Linked DNA regions of Homo sapiens: all the other regions are linked to region 4. A link is a contact called in ENCODE Hi-C data. All regions are on one chromosome and are shown on one strand. The core of a region is the stretch at or near the end of the contact, and the rest is flanking DNA. Distances in the headings are between cores, read along the strand shown. Region 1 overlaps CHRNA1 (cholinergic receptor nicotinic alpha 1 subunit). Region 2 holds the start of GPR155-DT (GPR155 divergent transcript). Region 3 holds the start of WIPF1 (WAS/WASL interacting protein family member 1). Region 4 has its middle 280 kb from the start of MIR4444-1.

Region 1 (4,344 bases), core at 261-2,760, 2.2 Mb after region 4:
GTAGATAGACCGCAGAGAATAAGACAGAAAGTGCCTCACCCCTCAGAGTGCATGTTCCAGTGACTGCATTTGGGGTTTCATTTTTGTTTTTGTTTTGAGACCGGGTCTCACTCTGTTGCCCAGGCTGCAGTACAGTGGCATGATCACGGCTCACTGCAGCCTCAACCTCCTGAGCTCAAGTGACCCTTTCACCTCAGCCTCCTGAGTAGCTGGGACTACAGGCATGTGCCACCACACTCGGCTAATTTTTGTATTTTTTGTAGAAACGGGGTTGCACCATGTTGCCGAGGCCAGTCTCGAACTCCTGGGCTCAAAGATCTGCCTACCTCGGCCTCCCAAAGTGCTGGGATTACAGGTGTGAGCCACTGTGCCTGCCCTGCACTTGTTTTTAAACAAATAATCACAAACACAATTCTTTCAACTTTCTAATCAAATGAAACTTTTTTACATTAAAAAAATAAATAAATAGAGATGGAGTCTTGCTATGTTGCCCAGGCTAGTCTCAGACTCCTGGCCTCAAGTGATCCCCCTGCCTTGGCCTCCCGGGGTGTTAGGATTACAGGCATGATCCACCGCACCAGGCCCTCAAATGAAACTTTTTAAAATAAAAACACTGTCGGGGCATTATGGGAACTAACAAGAGTCTCTATAAACGTTAAATGATTTGTGCTTGAAAAGTGCTTAGGGGCCAGATGCAGTGGCTCACACCTGTAATCCCAGCACTTTCGGAGGCCAAGGCGGATGGATCACTTGAGGTCAGGAGTTTGAGACCAGCCTGGCCAACATGGTGAAACCCCATCTCTATTAAAAATACAAAAAATTAGCCAGGTGTGGTGGCACGTGCCTGTAATCCCAATTACTTGGGAGGCTGAGGCAGGAGAATCGCTTGAACCCTGGAGGCGGAGGTTGCAGTGAGCTGAGATGGCACCACTGAACTCCAGCCTGGGCAACAGAGTGAGACTCCCTCACAAAAAAAAAAAGAAGAAAAAAAGAAAGAAAAGAAAGAAAGAAAAAAGAAAAGCACTTAGCACAAAAATTATGCTTGATAAATGTTGGCTATTATTATTATCATTATTATTAATCAACAAATTTTATATAAGTGGACAAATATTTTGTATTTGTAATTGTATTCTTTTTCACTTTGAAAGGTTTTCCTACCCACCAGGTAGAATTGACAATTTCTTGTTTGTTTCCACTCTTTATCGTATACATACATACATATTCTATATATATTCTAGCATCCGGAAGCAGCCAGTAGGGGACAGCTTCATCATTGAAAGCAGGGTAACACAAGGGTTTCCAGCAGCACCAACAGCAAGGCCAGCCCAGGGAAAGTCCCTCCCAGAGCTTCTCTGCTGCACCTAAGGTGGTCAAGCCTCACAAAACTACCTCAGTGCCATTCGGCCCCTGACCTTCCTGCTGCCAAGTTTGCCCAGCCAAAACTCTCCTGAGATCAAAGGGCCTGCAGAAAAGAGGTGGGGGCTGGGGAAATCCCTGCTCCCTTAGTATGCAAAAAAAACAAAACAAGAAATAAGTGAGAAGACAAACTTCCTCTTATATGAAAATGAGACAGCGAGTGGTGTGAAACCACTGTATCAGAAGATCACTCAGGACGTCAAGGAGAACTCCTTAGCCTTCCGGATTTTGTCCTTTTCTTGGGTTTTGGTCTTACAGCTTGCTCCCTCAATAACAGAAAGATATGTGTACTTCTGGGCTGCCCATTCATCTGCTGGGTAAGAAATAGGCCAGGGGTGGTTCCGTTTTATGAGGTTTAATGCATCCTGCTGCAGAAGGGAAATGCCACACCGAGTCCAGCTTGTCCACCCAGAACTCCTTTCAGTTCCCTGGGTTCCACCAAGAATCAGAAATCTGGAGCATGAGATGAAATATTGTTCCGTTTTCTGCTTGGCAGCCTCTAATGGAAATGCTTGCCACTGGCTGCTGTCAGAAAAGTTAAGGTATGGTGGTTACATAGGAAATTCTGCAGAAAAAAATGCTTTGAGATTTCCCAGAATAATGCTTTGAGAACATGTCAGTCACATTCCTCTTACCCTTGGGTTTCAGTGGTGAATTAGTTTGCTTGGGCTGCCACACAAAACACCATAGGCTGTGAGGCTTAGATAACAGAAATGTAATTTCTCACAGTTCTGGAGACTGGAATTCCAAGATCAAGGTGCCAGTAGAGTTGGTTTCTTGTGAGGCCTCTCTCGGTTTGTAATGGCCATCTTCTTCCTGTGTCCCATGGCCTTCCGTCTATGCATCTGTGTCCTAATTCCTCTCCTTATAAGGACACTAGTCATACTTGATTACTCACTACCCCATATCACCTCGTTTTCATTTAATTACCTCCTTAAAGTCCCTGTCTTCAAATACAGTCACATTCTTAGGTCCCAGGACTCAGGACTTCCACATATAAATGGTGGGGTGGGAGGAACACTGCAGCCCAACCCAGATGGGTAGTTGTGGGATTTTTTTTTTTTTTTTTGGTCTTTTCAGGGGAGAAGATGACTCTGAGCATCTCTGTCTTACTGTCTTTGACTGTGTTCCTTCTGGTCATCGTGGAGCTGATCCCCTCCACGTCCAGTGCTGTGCCCTTGATTGGAAAATACATGCTGTTCACCATGGTGTTCGTCATTGCCTCCATCATCATCACTGTCATCGTCATCAACACACACCACCGCTCACCCAGCACCCATGTCATGCCCAACTGGGTGCGGAAGGTGAGTGGGGAGGCCCCTGCAGACTTCACACGGAGGCACATCTACAGGCCTCCCCTTCGAGGAGCCAGTGGGTTTCTAGCTAATACTTGGGGCTATTTAGGAACTAAGTTCTCTTTGGGCTTTAGGGAATTTTTGGAAGGAACTTTCTTTGGCCTCTTTTTAGGAATAAATAACTCCTGTAGCCTTCCCAGAGAGAAAAGAAAAACAGAATTAACAAAGCTCATTCCAAATTCAAGTTTAAAGAATCTCTTTGATCAGAGAAGATGAACAAACGGCTGCTTTTTATTGAAATGCCGTGAAATTCTCGCGATTTCTTTTGTATGTTTTCCAATCTGTGAACAGACTGGCTTATTTTTTGCTGGTGAAATCATCTGTTGAGAATAGAATGAATAGAATGAGGGCTAGAGATGGGAGGGTTCCTGATGAGAGAGGGTCAAAAAGTGAGTTTTAGTGAAGGACTAGGTCTGAAATAGTTACGTTATTGAATTTAAAAATTTAACATTTCAAATATGTCTTTCTTTGACAAAACTTTACAGAGACACTGAAGTCCAGGATCTTTTGTCCAGAATGTAAAATATTTGTCAGGAATTGACAAAAGAAGCTACTGCTCACAATGTACTCTTTTAAGAGGAGAGTAAGAGTCCCTGTTTCTGTAAAGGCTGATAGATGACTGCTGGCAATACCTGTACTGCAGTTTCTTCAGGAACAGGAAACAGAAGAAAACAATCTAGCTGTTTTGTGGGATATATTTGAAGTGGAGGGGCCCCTTCTTTAACCATTTGATCCTGGTGACACATTGCTAAGGCATTTTCCATACCTGTAGGGGATCCTGACGCTTTTAAGCTCATTGGTGGCCCCAGGTCGATGACTGCACATGGGCTCCCTCCAGTGGCGAACTTCTCACATTACAGAATCATCACTGTTAACCATAGTCATTTCACAGGACCCGGGATACAGAGGGATCTTTGAAAAAATCTAGTATAGTTCTTTTGTTTTAAGGACAAGGAGGCTGAAGCCCAGAAAAACTGAATGACTTACCCCAAATCACATTGATAATTCAAAGACAGAGTTTTATGCTTGCCTCCTGGACAATAATTCTCATGCATGGATTTCTTTTTTATGTTAGGTTTTTATCGACACTATCCCAAATATCATGTTTTTCTCCACAATGAAAAGACCATCCAGAGAAAAGCAAGACAAAAAGATTTTTACAGAAGACATTGATATCTCTGACATTTCTGGAAAGCCAGGGCCTCCACCCATGGGCTTCCACTCTCCCCTGATCAAACACCCCGAGGTGAAAAGTGCCATCGAGGGCATCAAGTACATCGCAGAGACCATGAAGTCAGACCAGGAGTCTAACAATGTAAGCTTCGTGGCTTGAAATTCATGCCTCTGGGTTTAAATGGTCAAATGTATGAGCACAGGTGGTGAGTCTGACTTAACAAGTAGGTGGCATACAACAGGCAGCTACTGACCTAAGATGAACCCTGGTGACCGCCTCTAGACCACCTTAGTAAGTTATCACTTTGTAAATAATCTATTCAAAAAATAAAGACGATGCCAGCCAAGGGATGGGAGGACTTTGAGATCTACAAATTGAAGGGCCCATAGTTGATGCAAA
Region 2 (4,334 bases), core at 1,039-3,538, 2.4 Mb after region 4:
TTTTTTTTTTTTAAAGACCAAGTTTTGCTCTGTCACCAGGCTGGAGTGCAATGGCACGATCTCAGCTCACTGCAACCTCTGCCTCCCGGGTTCAAGCGATTCTCCTGTCTCAGCCTCCCAAGTAGCTGGGATTACAGGCGCACACCACCACGCCCGGCTAATTTTTGTATTTTTAGTAGAGATGGGGTTTCACCATGTTGGCCAGGCTGGTCTCGAACTCCTGACCTCAGGTGATCCACCCACCTCGGCCTCCCAAAGTGCTGGGATTACAGGCCTGGGCCACTGCGCCCAGCCTAATTTTTGTATTTTTTGTAGAGATGGGGTTTTGTCATGTTGCTCAGGCTGGTCTTGAATTCCTGGGCTCAAGTGATCTTCCTGCCTTGCCTCCCAAAGTGCTGGGATTACAGGCGTGAGCCACCTTGCCCTGTCCTTCCTCCTCTTTAGCCCTATCAGTAACTGAGTCTCATCAGTTCTCCCTTTTCCTGTCTCTCAGGCCTATTCCATTATTTTTACTGTCATCACCCAAGAGTAGGTCTTCATTTCCTTATGTCTTGGTTCTTCTCCAAGTCACCACACTGTTTTTCTTGCCTTCAGTCTCTCTTTCAACTAATCATGGTACAGCTTCCAGATTACACACCCACAAATAGTGTGATCATTCTGACATGTTCCTGTGGGGAAAGAAAAGTTACATGTTTTACTGTGGCCAAAGGATAAGGTTCAAACTAACCCAAGGAACCTCCTACAGGTTGACCGTAACTTACCTCTGCAGGCCTATCTTCCAGTATTCCCCTGATAGTCAATGCTCAATAAGTATTTATTTAATTGAATTAATCTTCATACTTCCTAAACAAAAATCCTTTTAGCCTTGAGATAATTTAGATCTTCAATTTTTTTTTTAAGTAGTCAGGTTCAAGGGAAACAAAGAAGGCAGTTAAAAGTGAGGAAGACAGAGAACAAAGGAGAAGCAAAGAGAACTGGAGCAGGATCCATGCCTTTTATAGCTTTAATTTCTGCTCATTTTTCCTGCTAAGTTTCAGATCCTTTAACCTACCCTTAGCTTACTGTAATTTTTCTTAATAAGCCACACAATTTTGTATCTTTGCACTAAGATGGCCGAGATGATAGGAAGACACGGAAATTGCCATACAGAAATGTTTAAGATGCAAAGCAAGATAAAAGGTTGTAAACAAATGCTTGTAGATATCTTAAGTGGAAACATATATAAATATTTTAAAATTTGAAATAATTTTTATTTCAAAAGGCTAACTCAATTGCAGGATTTCTTCAGGTTTCAAAGTGGAGCACCATATTTGGGATACTATATATAGGTTTGTTGTCTGATGCCCATGGCAAGTTAATACACTGGGACACCAGGTTGCAGAAGAGAAAGAGGTTTAATCATAGGGCCACCAAACACAGATAGGAGGAAACCTCAAATTCGTCTCCAGGAGGACTTTGAGTCTCAGGTTCTTAAGGGTTTTAGAGTGGTCCCAAGTGTGGAGATCATTAATTGGCTGAAGAGTACAGGGCGAAGTCATGGGACAGCGAGATGAAGAAGCTGTATTCTCATGCTGATTCCCTTCTTCTGTGGCAGGGGTCTTCAAGCTGGCTGGCATCAGCTGTTTCGCTGGAATTTGGCGTCTGAAAAACATTTTAAGCAATTCTTAAAAAGCCTTACGACTCTTAACATCAGAAAGCCTATCTATAGGGACAACGGGATACAAATGTACTATCTAGCTCTACCCGACTTTCGGGTTACAAGGAAGTGGGTCAAAGTGTAGCCTGATTAATGCTTAATTATATTTTTGTCCAGAATTCTTATAAACCCTGTGAGGATAGTTTCAATACCTTTATTTCAAGAAGCTTTGGAAGTTTTCCATCAATGTAACCAGTTTCAGTATACTGAGTGGACATGCATGTAGTTCCCCACCCCCACCCCACCCCCGTACCGCAATAGAATAGAAGCAGTCATGGACGGGGCCCAGATTCTAAAACAAGCTCAGGGCTAAGGGTTTACATTTTAATCTCTTATGTAGGAACGTCAAGGTCACACTGCCTTGGTGAAGGTGGAAGGCAGGATTTTGACCCAGGTCTGATTCTAAGCCCTTGCTTTAAAACTCTATGCTATAAAAAGTCCTGGGCTAACCGGGAGCGAAACTGGCAGATCACACGAGGTTGAGGTTAAGCGGAAAGACAAGTCTGCTCTGCGTCTGTACTTGGGAAGAGGAAAAAAAACTGGACATCCCCCACGGCGGCTACCATTTTGTGGGAGCAGGGAAGCCGGAAGTCCCGCCCCGGAGGATCGCGGCTGGGAGGCTCCCAGCCGGCAGGGCGGGGCCGGGTACCCTGGGGCTCCGAGGCTGGAGGAGGGGGCGGGGACTGAAGGCGGGGTTGGGGAACGTGTGGCTCGGAGGCCCGAGGCTGTGGGTGGGGCCTGAGGGCGGGACGGAGACTCTGGGCTCAAGGCTCCTGGAAATGGGCGGGGCTCGAGGGCGGGAAGCGGCCCGTCTTGCTGGAAGTTCGGGGCTGGGGGCGGGGTCTGAAGGCGGGGCTGGGAGGGAGCGGGGCCTGAAGGCGGGGCGGGGGCGGGGCCTCGCGGCCGGCGAGGGGCTGAGCTGACAGGGCCGCATCGGCTTACCCCACCTTACTTTATCGGAACGTGCCTAAGCTGCTGCAGCTGGCACCCGGTTGCGCTCGGCGAAGAGGGCTGGGGGCGGGAGATGACGGTGGTCTTCTCCCTGCTTGGCACCCTGCGAGCACCAGCTCCCTTCTCCTCGCCACTCCAAGGTTGCAGACGAAGCAGGTGAGAGGGGCCCCTGGAGCGCGGACCTGCTGGGTCCTGGTTCTCCCTTGCGGGCACGGGGTACCCCTGCCTCTGCCCCTCAGGCCTGGGCACGTGGGCAGCCGCCGACCCTCTGCGCCCTGGCCCCGCGGCCCGTTGTCTGGACCTGCTGTCTCTGCCCCGCAGCGCCTGCCTGTGGAACGTGTGAGATCACCCGGGAAGGCTCGCGCGGGGGAGGGGGTGTCTCGTCCCCTCCGGAGACAGAACTGCCATCCCTAGTTTGGGAAGCTCCTCACTGCACGGGCGTCCACCCTGTCTTTCTTAGACTCTTCCCTTTATCCCGAGGGTACCCTCAGTATCTGGCCCTTCCGAAGGCTTCTGCCCAGGCACCTGGAGCACTGCGCCAAATTTTCTCCCTTACCCGTTTTTGGGGTATGTTAGTTACCATGACGTTGTGACTCCCGTGCCCTGGGAAGACTAGCGACCACCTTTTTCTTACGCCAGGCAAAGACCCCTGGCTGCCTTTCCACTTCCACAGCTGCCTTCCCAGGGGTTGGCTGGCAGCTGCTCTCCGAGCAGCCTATTCGGTTAGGAACTCTCTGCGCCCCTTATCTTGGAGGGCCACAGTCTGTCCCTGCAGACGAGGCAAGGAGGCAGTGCTCAGCGCTCCCTACCCTGGGTCTCTAGGGAGGACATTTGGCGCCCTGCAAGTAGGTAGGAGTGGGTGAATGGTGCGACTATTAATGTTGAAGAGTGCTCTAATAGTACCACACTGTATTACACTTATCCCACGGGATAAAGGATGTTGGATGTTTGAGAAATAGCCTGAGAGTTTAAAGCTTTCTCTATGAAGTTAGTCAACCCTCGCCTTCCCCCCGCATTTTCACTTAATAGCAGTTATTTACAGTATCAGTGGTTCGTTTATGTGATCTAAGCCAAATGTGATGTGGCTAGAAGCGGTTTGTAAGTACAGTAGCATTTCTTCAGTTCGTGCCTCAGCGAGTGGTCTTTTACTGTGAACGTGTTTGTTCTGTAACAAGCTTTGTTTTTATAGATAAAAAGGCTGGATGTAATTTTTTTTTTAAAACTTCCCTTGCTGTGGTTCCTGTTCATTTTAAAATATGCTTTAGAAAGCATATTATCTTCCCGTTTAAAAAAGATTAGGATGAAATGAAACTTTTAAAGTCATTTTGATTATTTTGACTTTACCTCAGCAGGTATTTCTTTTATAATACTGAGAAACGTTAAAAGAAACCTCATGGGGAGGGGCAGATTGCTTTTTTTTTTTTTTTTTCTTGAGACGGAGTCTTGCTCTGTTGCTCAGGCTGGAGGGCAATGGCAGGATCTCGGCTCACTGCAACCTCTGCCTCCCGGGTGCAAGAGATTCTCCTGCCTCAGCTTCCCGAGTAGCTGGGATTACAGGCATCTGCCACCAAGCCCGGCTAATTTTTGTCTTTTTAGTAGAGACAGGGTTTCACCATGCTGGCCAGGCTGGTCTCCAACTCCCGACCTCAGGTGATCCGCCCGCCTCGACCTCCCAGAGTGCTGGGAT
Region 3 (4,376 bases), core at 515-3,014, 2.3 Mb after region 4:
CCAGCCCCATGCCTGCAGGTATTTATTTGTGACCTAAGTCACGGGTGGACACCAGGCCAGAGTTAGACAAGAGGCGGTCCCTGCCTTCAAGGGGCTCCAGGCAAAGCAGAGGACTCTCAGTCACTTATTCTTGGGTACTCCACTCCAGGAACTGTGCCCATGGCCTGGCATCATGAATCTGCTCATGCAATTAGACTCCTATCTCAGGGAATTTTGAGTTTAAAAGATCCTTAGACATCATCTGTCCCAGTACTCCCCAGTAGGAGCACTTCTGGTATTTTGGGTGGGACTGTCATAAGCACCATAGGAAATTTCCCATTCCTGGCCCCACCCACTGAATGCTACAGGCCCCTGCCCCCACCATTCCCACTCACTGCTCACCACCCCCAACAGCTACCTGAGTTGAAAATTACTCATCTAGCCCAGTTCCATCACTTTACAGGTAAGGCAATGTTAGACAACATACGTTCTTTTCATGCCTCTGGCCTCTGATCCTAGCAGAATCAGGACCCAACATTCAGATTTTACAATGAAGCTAGTTTCTGAAATATGCCTCTCTTTTAAATTCTTTGACTGTTACTGTTTTCTCAGAGTTATATACTATGTGTTGCATATGTAAGTCTGAACCTTTAAGATGGGTTAAGAAAAAATTATGAGCATTTTCAGATCGTTCTATACATAACTCAAGGTTTTGATAAAATGTTTTCTACATGTATTCCATTGCCATCCACCTCTTGAGTTCTTTAATAATGAGAAATCTGACTTTCTTCCTTCCACCCTCTTTATCTCTATGCTTTTGTCAAGCATCTTCTAGGAGAGTTACTGTTATCCCATTAAGTGTGGGGGACAGAAACATTTGGCATAGAAAGCTATGGATCTGCAGCTGACTTAAGCTGTATATTATTACCCTGACTTGGGCACCAAAATCACGTTTCAAAACTCATTTGCTGCCAAGTATGGTAGCTCAAGCCTGTAATCCCAGCAATCTGGGAAGCTAAGATGGAAGGATCACTTTGAAGCTAGGAGTGCAAGACCAGGCTGGGCAACAAAGCAAGATCCCATCTCTACCAAATATAAAAATAAAATAAATTAGCCAGGTGCAGTGGCATATGCCTGTAGTCTCAGCTACTCAGGAGGCTGAGGCTGGAGGATTGCTCGAACCCAGGAGGTCAGGGCCACAGGGAGCTATGATTACGCCACTGCACTCCAGCCTAAGTGACAGCAAGACTGTCTCTCTAAAAAAAAAGAAATAAATAAAACAAAACCAAAAAAAGAACCTCATTTGCCTTCATACACCTGACCTGCTCTCTTTACCTGCATTTGTAACTTTCTCCCCACACACTTGAATGCCCTGTAAATGAGAAGAAGCCCTTAGCCTAATGAAGCGATAAGGTAAGGTAGGTAAGAGCTTTTCTTTCTTGAGTGACTCTTTTCCCTATTACTCAATGGAATAGTCAGTATTTACAGTGATACTTTCAAATATAATTTTCCTAAAGGAATCTCAAGTTCCATGAACAGTTATTTTTGTGGGAATATCTAGAATAAAGTTGGACTCTTCACTGAGTGGAGGTGCTCATCTCCTCTTGTCACTGTACCAAATAGCTGTGTATTACACCTTGTGGGGAGGAGAAACATTTAATTTTTTTTAATTTAGGTTTTTTTTCTTGCTTGCTTCTTAAGCAAAACCAATCTAGTTTCTTTTTCTGCAGCAAAGGAGGAAGGAACAACAAACAACAAATTAATCAGACAGGAAGCGAATAACCACAGAAGGACGTCTGCCTCTGACTCAGTATGTCACATTTAACAAGAGGCCAGAGCTTGTCCAAAATGGCTGTCCAAAAACGACCCCACACTTGCGTTAGAAGATGATACCTTTTTCAGGGACAGTTTTCTCTCTTGGCTCCTGTCCCGCTGGCCCTCTGTCTGCCTGTGTCCCTGACCATGGCTCCCTGCAGTACCCTTTAACGGTAAGAAAAATTATATTCAAACTAAGTTTATTTCATTTATCAGCTACAGGGAAGAACTAAATGGCTTTTAATGGACCATAGTATGTCAAGATAAAGTTGTTTAATTTTTCTGTAGAGCACCATGTGAGCTATTCCTGTTGCCCAGAATGCTAGTTTCACCACTATGGTGATTGTGAATGATTCATAACTTATGCTTTGAGCCAAAATGTAAGCAAGATTTTCAATAGAATTTTTTTGACCACTGGACAAGTTTGGATCCACAGGAATTTATTTTCCCATTTAAATTGGGGGCTTATGTCGGTAAATATATCCTTTTGGTGTATGATACAGTTGTCCACACAACTGCCTTTGAATCTTTGGTGTGGCCAGCAACAATAAGTGCTTTAAAGTACAAGGAGCCATTGGAAGCTTCAAACGAAAATACCATGGAACTAAGCTGTTGCAGTTCTGTTGCTGCCAATGTGCTATTTAAGTTCAAAACTCAAACTAAACCATTTCTAAGCAGAGTCTTTTATAATACGATTTGTCTTTTAGAATAAGTCTATTCCTGTTATAACAGTGTGTGCACAATTACTATCGCAAATCAAATTCTACAGCATTAGTTATAACTTTATGTTTAATATGATTAATGTTTTGGCATAAAATATTGTGATTTTTAAAATTTCAAGCCATCTACTCAGAGGCTTATAGAGCAGAACTAAGGAAACTTTTTACATTAAAAAACTTTTTTCTAGAATATGTAGGAAGAAACAATTTGACTTATGTTCCTTTCTCCCCGTGAAGAAATATAAAATAAAGCTTTAAAAAACTCAGAAGGCACATATAACTTTAGTCACTAAGTACAAGTTTTTTGTTTTTTTTGTTTTTGTATTTTTAGTAGAGACAGGGTTTCATCATGTTGGTCAGGCTGGTCTCAAACTCCTGACCTCAAGTGATCTGCCCGCCTCGGCCTCCCAAAGTGCTGGGATTACAGGCATACAAGTTATTTTAAATAATTTAATGGCATAACTAGTATATGTAGTAGAGAATGGAGAGGTGGTAAATGAAAAGGCTACTGAAAGATTCTAACTAAGCAAAGTAAGACAGCTTGGTAGAGAGAAAGATGAAAGACTGGGGAAAGAATAGGACAGGACAGTGAGAAAGGAAGATGAGAAACTGGGAAAAGGTTTTGAGGTTGATCTGTGTGGAAATCATACTCTTACAATTCACTTGGACTACAGTGCTATGTGTTAACTTTATCAAGCTTTGTTCTTCTGTACTGGAATATCATCATGTCAAAACTCTTCCTTTTATCAGTCTAAGGTCATTAAATGACTTACCTGAAAGTCATTTTTCACTAAGTCAGGTTTTCTATTGCTCTTTGAAAAGTTTATTCATGGGCTATTTGCTCATAGCGCTTCAGCTACTCTAATATCTAACCTTTTAAGGGTTACACATACTCTGGGTGGACTGAAATATTCAGAGAACTCCCTGTGGTGAAAATTAGTTCCTGGGATCGAGCAGCAACTTCAGATCTGATCAAATTCTAAATCTGGCCTGTAGGCTGGAAGTTCCCCAGCCTACCTAAAATATGAGATGAAGTGATACTGAATTCCTGGACCCTTTAAGTGTTATGACCTTTTGAAGCCTTCTTAACATTTTATGAACACACATCATTTACTTTGGAAGTTTCTGGCTGTTTAAATTATGATATATTTCTGCTTTAAGGTTTGACTCATTTTGTCCAAATTGTTAAACATGTGCTTGTTGTTGAAGAAAGCATTTCTCCTGGACTTCCATAAATACCTCTGTCTGTCCTGAAAATTAAAACTGTAAAAAAATACTAGAATAAGGAATGCCTTAATCAGTATGCTTTTCTGAGAAATTTGAAATGCACTTTATACACATCTCCCTTCACCATTCACTTGTAATATGGAAGTTTGCATGGGTGTACACACATAGGCTGATTTAAATCAGCTCATGGTTTCTCTTTCTCGTGGTTAAATAGGGGGAAAGACTGTGATATTTACTGACCACTTATTTTGTGTTACGTTCTTCACCTTTGCTTATTTTATTTTTTGAAAATGGCTAATACTTATTAAGCACTCCTTCATTTAACTCTTGAATAACCCTACTAAGTAGGTGCTATTATTTTGAAAACCGGACTTACATAAGCTAAGTAATTTACCCAAGGCCACCTAACAACTAAATGTGGAGGAAGTTATCTGAATTGTAAGAGCTTTTTTTCACAAGTGCAGCTTGGAAGCAACATTATAAATTGTATGATTTCTGTTTTTCTTTTTCTTTTCTGTTTTTTTTTTTTTTTTTTTTGAGACAGGGTTTTGCTCTGTCATCCACACTGGAGTGCAATGGCATGATCACAGCTCACTGCACCCTCAAACTCCTGGACTCAAGCAGTCCTCCCACCTC
Region 4 (4,495 bases), core at 49-2,548:
TGTCTCCAAAAACCCAAAAGCAAACAAACCCATGGATCAGATCTTACCTACCATGGATTTTCATTGGTAAATAAACTCTTGGTATTCTGTATCTGCAAGGAGTCATCTGATATGCATGTCTGTTTGTTAAACTAGATTTTACTACAGCTTTTTGGGGTTGGTTTAAAGACTGTATTAGCACTGCATTCCTAATTAACTGCTGACACAAATACTAAGGGGGCAAGAGTGTTGCCCACAGCTTGCCTGCAGTTACCAGGTGTAATTATGCACATAGTAGAGATTCAAATCAAGAATAAATCAGTTTCTGGAAACATGCTGTAAGCACTCAGTGTATCGCCCTGCCATTTCCCCCGTTAGCGTTTTTGAGGCATGCACCCAATAGAAGAAATAGCAGGTAGCTACTGTTTAGCTGAATTTAACCTCTGAAGATAAGCATTTCTCCATGTTGTTGGCCAAACATAGAATTTTCTTTTTGCTTTTCACATGTAATGGGAATACAATGATTTCTTCTCATTGCCAAATCTTAGCTGAAGGAAACCTCAGATAATTTTGAAAACTCTCTTATTTTACCAGTTAACAGACATGGCCTAAAACAGTGATATAACTGTTTAAAGTCATCCAATTGGTTAGGGAGGGCTAACCAGAGAAGCTAGGTTTTTCTCACCACACTACACTTTTCATTTGGGAAACGGGGAGTGTTCATGGTTTGATGAATCAAGTACAGTGTAGGGAGCAGACTGTTATGGTCTGTAGACATAAGTGGGATTCAATTTTCTTGTTTGTTGAATGAGAATTATGCTTGTTATGTTATTAGAATGTTTGGGTCAGGAGCAAGTTCTTTTCAAAATAAATAATTTTATTTTGGAGAAATAAAGCAATCTGGGGAAAATTGCCACTGGCCAGTCCTTTTAAATCAATTCACAGGGTCAGTAGACTCTAGTACCGAGGTTGGATATGCTAAGGATAGAGCGAGAGAAAGAGCTCAGTGACTTTTTCAACAACTAGAGTTACTTGCTTAATTATACTTTTTTTTTTTTTAAAAAAGACCTTCGAGGTACAGTATGAGCAGGGAGTAGGGTGAGGACTTCCCTCAGCACCCATCACCAAGTACTCTCAGGGCACCAGCAGGCCCCCATGAAATAGGTGCTGCCAGAAGCCCATGCCTAAAATTTGCTTGGGATTCATCTCTTCCCTTTCTTTTTTATGATGCTGAACCAGAGGATAAAAAGATAAAGAATTGCACAGCCTGGCACGTGAATGCTTCCCCACTGCGTGCTGCTGTTGTGGGGAGGAAGTAGCAGCCGCCAACCGCTGTTTTATTAATAATGAGGCATTCACATAAATTCCATGCAAAATTGATTTTTGACTGTTATATAAGAATCAAATACTAGGCTTTAAAAAGTAATTGAGAAATCTATTTGTAATTTACTTTGCCTATAAGAACCCGCTGTCCTGCCATAAACAATTTTACAGTATTTTCCCCCCTGTTAAACAGCTATTTTTTACACATCTGTTTGGCCCTTTTGCACGACATGCAGTCAGGAGGTGTAACGAATACAGGTTTGAAACAACATGTGGCCACCATTTCTTTCAGTTTCATCTTCAAGGGGATCTCTTGAAAGTTGTGATATCATTTTCATCACAGTACAAGTGAAGTATGTTAATGGCTAGTTATCTGACACTGGGTGTTGACTGATGAGTCATAAATATGCCTTCTGGTGGTAGGAAAGCATGATGACAAAGCTAAGTAATGAAAAAAAAAAGAAAAAAAAACCCAAACCAACGAACCAAAACAGTCTGTTTCTCACTTGTCTTTAAATGCCTTAAGGGCTATGGTCAAATGGAAAGTTCTGTTACAAAGAGTTTCTCTGGGAACCTATTCAATATTCAGCAGTCCTGTACATATTCAACTGTACCAAAAGTATTTAAAGTGTAATTGATTTATTTCTAATTTTTCTTAAGATGGAAATTAGATGGACAAGAAAAGTTTTAAAAGACATAGGTAATGTTACATATTTTGGCTTAACTTCTATTTTCTAAGGATTATTTCTCAGAAGAGAACATGCTTCTGTTCTTATTCTAGGACTTTTTTTTTTTCCAAAAGAAATCCCTTAAAAAGAAAAACAAATCCCTAGTATATTTAAAAAATCCATTCCCCACCATGATCAAATTAGAACATTTCCATCACCCTAGAAGTTCCCTTGTGCTCCTACAGTCAATATATTCCCCCAGCTCTTGGCCCCAGCCAACCAACTACTGATCTGCTTTTTGTTGCTATGGTTTTGCCTTTCCTAGAATTTCATACAGACAGAATCATAGTATGTAGCCCTTTGTGTTTACCTTTTTTCACTTAGCATAATATTTTTGAGATTCACCTATGTTGTCGAGAGTACTAATATTTTGTTGCTTTTATAGTAATACTCCATTGGATATACCACAATTTGTTTATCCATTCACTGGTTAATAGATACTTGGGTTGCTTTCAGTTTTGACGATTATGAATAATGCTGCTATAAACATTGATGTAAAAGTTTTGCGTGGACACATTTTTATCTCTCTTGGGTAAATATCTAGGATAAAGATTGCTGGGTCACATGGCTTGTATATGTTTAACTATATAAGAAATAGTACCATTTTATACTGTCACACAGTCAATGTATGAGAGTTCAAGTTGTCCTACCTCTTCACCCATCCTTGATATTCTCAAGTGCGTAGTAAGTAGCTCATTATGGTTCTAATTGACATTTCCCTCATAATTTGTGATGTAGATCATCTTTTCATGTGCTTATTGGAATTTGTATAACTTCTTTTGTAAAGAGTCTCTTCAAATCTTTTCCCCATTTTATTGGGCTCTTGCCTTCTTAAGTTGTAAATATCTTTTATATATTCTGGATACAAGCCTTTTTGTCAGATATGTTTTTCATATCTATTATTTCAGTCCGGCTTGCCTTTTTTAACACTTTTTTCTGAAGAGCAAAAGCTTTTACTTTTGAAAATGTTTATAAATATTTTTCCTTATGAGTTGTACTTTTGGTGTCCTGTTTAAAAATGCCTTTCCTAACTGTTGTTACAAATATTTTCTCTTATATTTTCTTCCAGAAATGTAATAGTGTTAGCTCTTACTGTTTAGGCCTATGATGTATTTTGTGTTAGCTTTTAAAATATGTTGTAAGGTTGTTTTTTTCCCCTCTAGATATTTAGTTGTTGCAGCACTATTTTGCTGATTTTCCAATTTAGTTATGTTCACATCTTTGTCAAAAATCAACCATATAACTTTGGATTTATTTCTGGACTCTCTATTCTGTTCCATGAATCTATAGGTCTATCCTTGCCTCAGTGCCGCACTGTCTTGACGATCGTAGCTTTCTTGTAAGTCTTAGAATCAAGTAGGATAATAAATCCTTTATTATTCTTTTTCTAATTATTTTGGCTATTCTAGGTCCTTTCCATTTCCATATACATTTTAGCATCTGCTTTTCAATTTCTTCAAAGAAACCTGCTAGGATTTTGATTGAGATTGCATTGAATTTACAAATCAATTTAGGAAGAATTTATTTAAAAAATTAAATATATTTTAAATGACTACTAAAATTATAAACACGTGTGCTTGCTTCAGCAGCACATATACTAAAATTGGAATAATACAGAGAAGATTAGCATGTCCCCTGTGCAAGAATGACATGGAATTCGTGAAGCATTCCGTATTTTTAAAAGCTCAATATTACTGATTGTTAGATAAATGCAAATCAAAGCCACAATTAAATACCATCTCATGCCAATCAGAATGGCTATGATTAAAAAGTCAAAGAATAACAGATGCTGGTGAGGTTGTGGAGAAAAGGGAACACTTATACACTGTTGGTGGGAGTATAAATTAGTTCAACCATTGTGGAAAAAGCAATGTGGCAATTCCTGAAAGAGCTAAAAGGAGAACTACCTTTTGACCTAGCAATCCCATTACTGAGTTTATACCCAGAGGAATGTAAATCATTCTACCATAAAGACACATGCATGTGAATGTTCATTGCAGCACTATTCAGAATAGCAAAGACATGGAATCAAACTAAATGCCCATCAGTGACAGATTGGATGAAGAATGTGGCACATATATACCATAGAATACTATGCAGCCATAAAAAAGAATGAGATCATGTCTTTTGTGGGAACATGGATGGAACTGGAGGCCGTTATCCTTAGCAAATTAATGCAAGAACAGAAAACGAAATACTGCATTTTCTTACTTATAAGTGGTAGCTAAGTGATTGAGAACTCATGGGCACAAAGAGGGGAACAAGAGACACTGAGGCCTACTTGAGGGTGGAGGCTGGGAGGAGGTGAGGAGCAGAAAAAAAAAAACTGTGTATTAGGCTTAATACCTGGGTGATAAAATAATCTGTACAACAAACTCCCATGACATGAGTTTACCTATGTAAAAAACCTGCACATGTACCCCAACTTAAAAGTTAAAAAATACAACATGCACACTAAAACGTGA

The links. A loop is a pair of places that touch in the nucleus more often than their neighbours do. Pooled maps may share reads with other maps.
Region 1: a loop to region 4 is called in a map with no recorded cell type, with 21 times the contacts of the local background. The contact joins two enhancer-like sites. A Hi-C loop is called at or near these places in 3 of 37 single-sample maps with no recorded cell type and 4 of 50 pooled maps.
Region 2: a pooled map shows a loop between it and region 4 (4-fold over the local background). The contact joins the promoter of GPR155-DT here to the enhancer-like site in region 4. A Hi-C loop is called at or near these places in 3 of 37 single-sample maps with no recorded cell type and 5 of 50 pooled maps.
Region 3: a loop to region 4 is called in a pooled map, with 7 times the contacts of the local background. The contact joins the promoter of WIPF1 here to the enhancer-like site in region 4. A Hi-C loop is called at or near these places in 6 of 37 single-sample maps with no recorded cell type and 3 of 50 pooled maps.

What each region holds. Positions count from the first base shown.
Region 1 is chr2:174,748,322-174,752,665 of GRCh38, reverse strand. CHRNA1 (cholinergic receptor nicotinic alpha 1 subunit) reads left to right here. Exons shown (of 9, transcript NM_000079.4): 7 at 2,497-2,720; 8 at 3,847-4,086. Among named protein-coding and RNA genes, the nearest start is that of CHRNA1, 14 kb to the left of the region's middle. RefSeq lists a silencer at 1-21 and an enhancer at 1,369-1,548. Within about 2 kb of position 1,510, at least 3 of the 41 ENCODE cell types and tissues checked have a DNase peak (open chromatin) inside an H3K27ac peak, as active enhancers do.
Region 2 is chr2:174,485,342-174,489,675 of GRCh38, reverse strand. It overlaps GPR155-DT (GPR155 divergent transcript), which reads right to left and starts at 2,288. Exons shown (of 3, transcript NR_183819.1): 1 at 2,260-2,288; 2 at 762-1,641; 3 at 1-668. It overlaps GPR155 (G protein-coupled receptor 155), which reads left to right and starts at 2,647. Exons shown (of 16, transcript NM_152529.7): 1 at 2,647-2,803. RefSeq lists silencers at 2,507-2,686, 2,950-3,132 and an enhancer at 3,027-3,096.
Region 3 is chr2:174,595,192-174,599,567 of GRCh38, reverse strand. It overlaps WIPF1 (WAS/WASL interacting protein family member 1), which reads left to right and starts at 1,764. Exons shown (of 8, transcript NM_001375834.1): 1 at 1,764-1,967. RefSeq lists an enhancer at 1,562-1,741.
Region 4 is chr2:176,929,199-176,933,693 of GRCh38, reverse strand. It overlaps the pseudogene RNU6-187P. Among named protein-coding and RNA genes, the nearest start is that of MIR4444-1, 280 kb to the left of the region's middle. RefSeq lists an enhancer at 1,495-1,794. Within about 2 kb of position 1,298, at least 4 of the 41 ENCODE cell types and tissues checked have a DNase peak (open chromatin) inside an H3K27ac peak, as active enhancers do.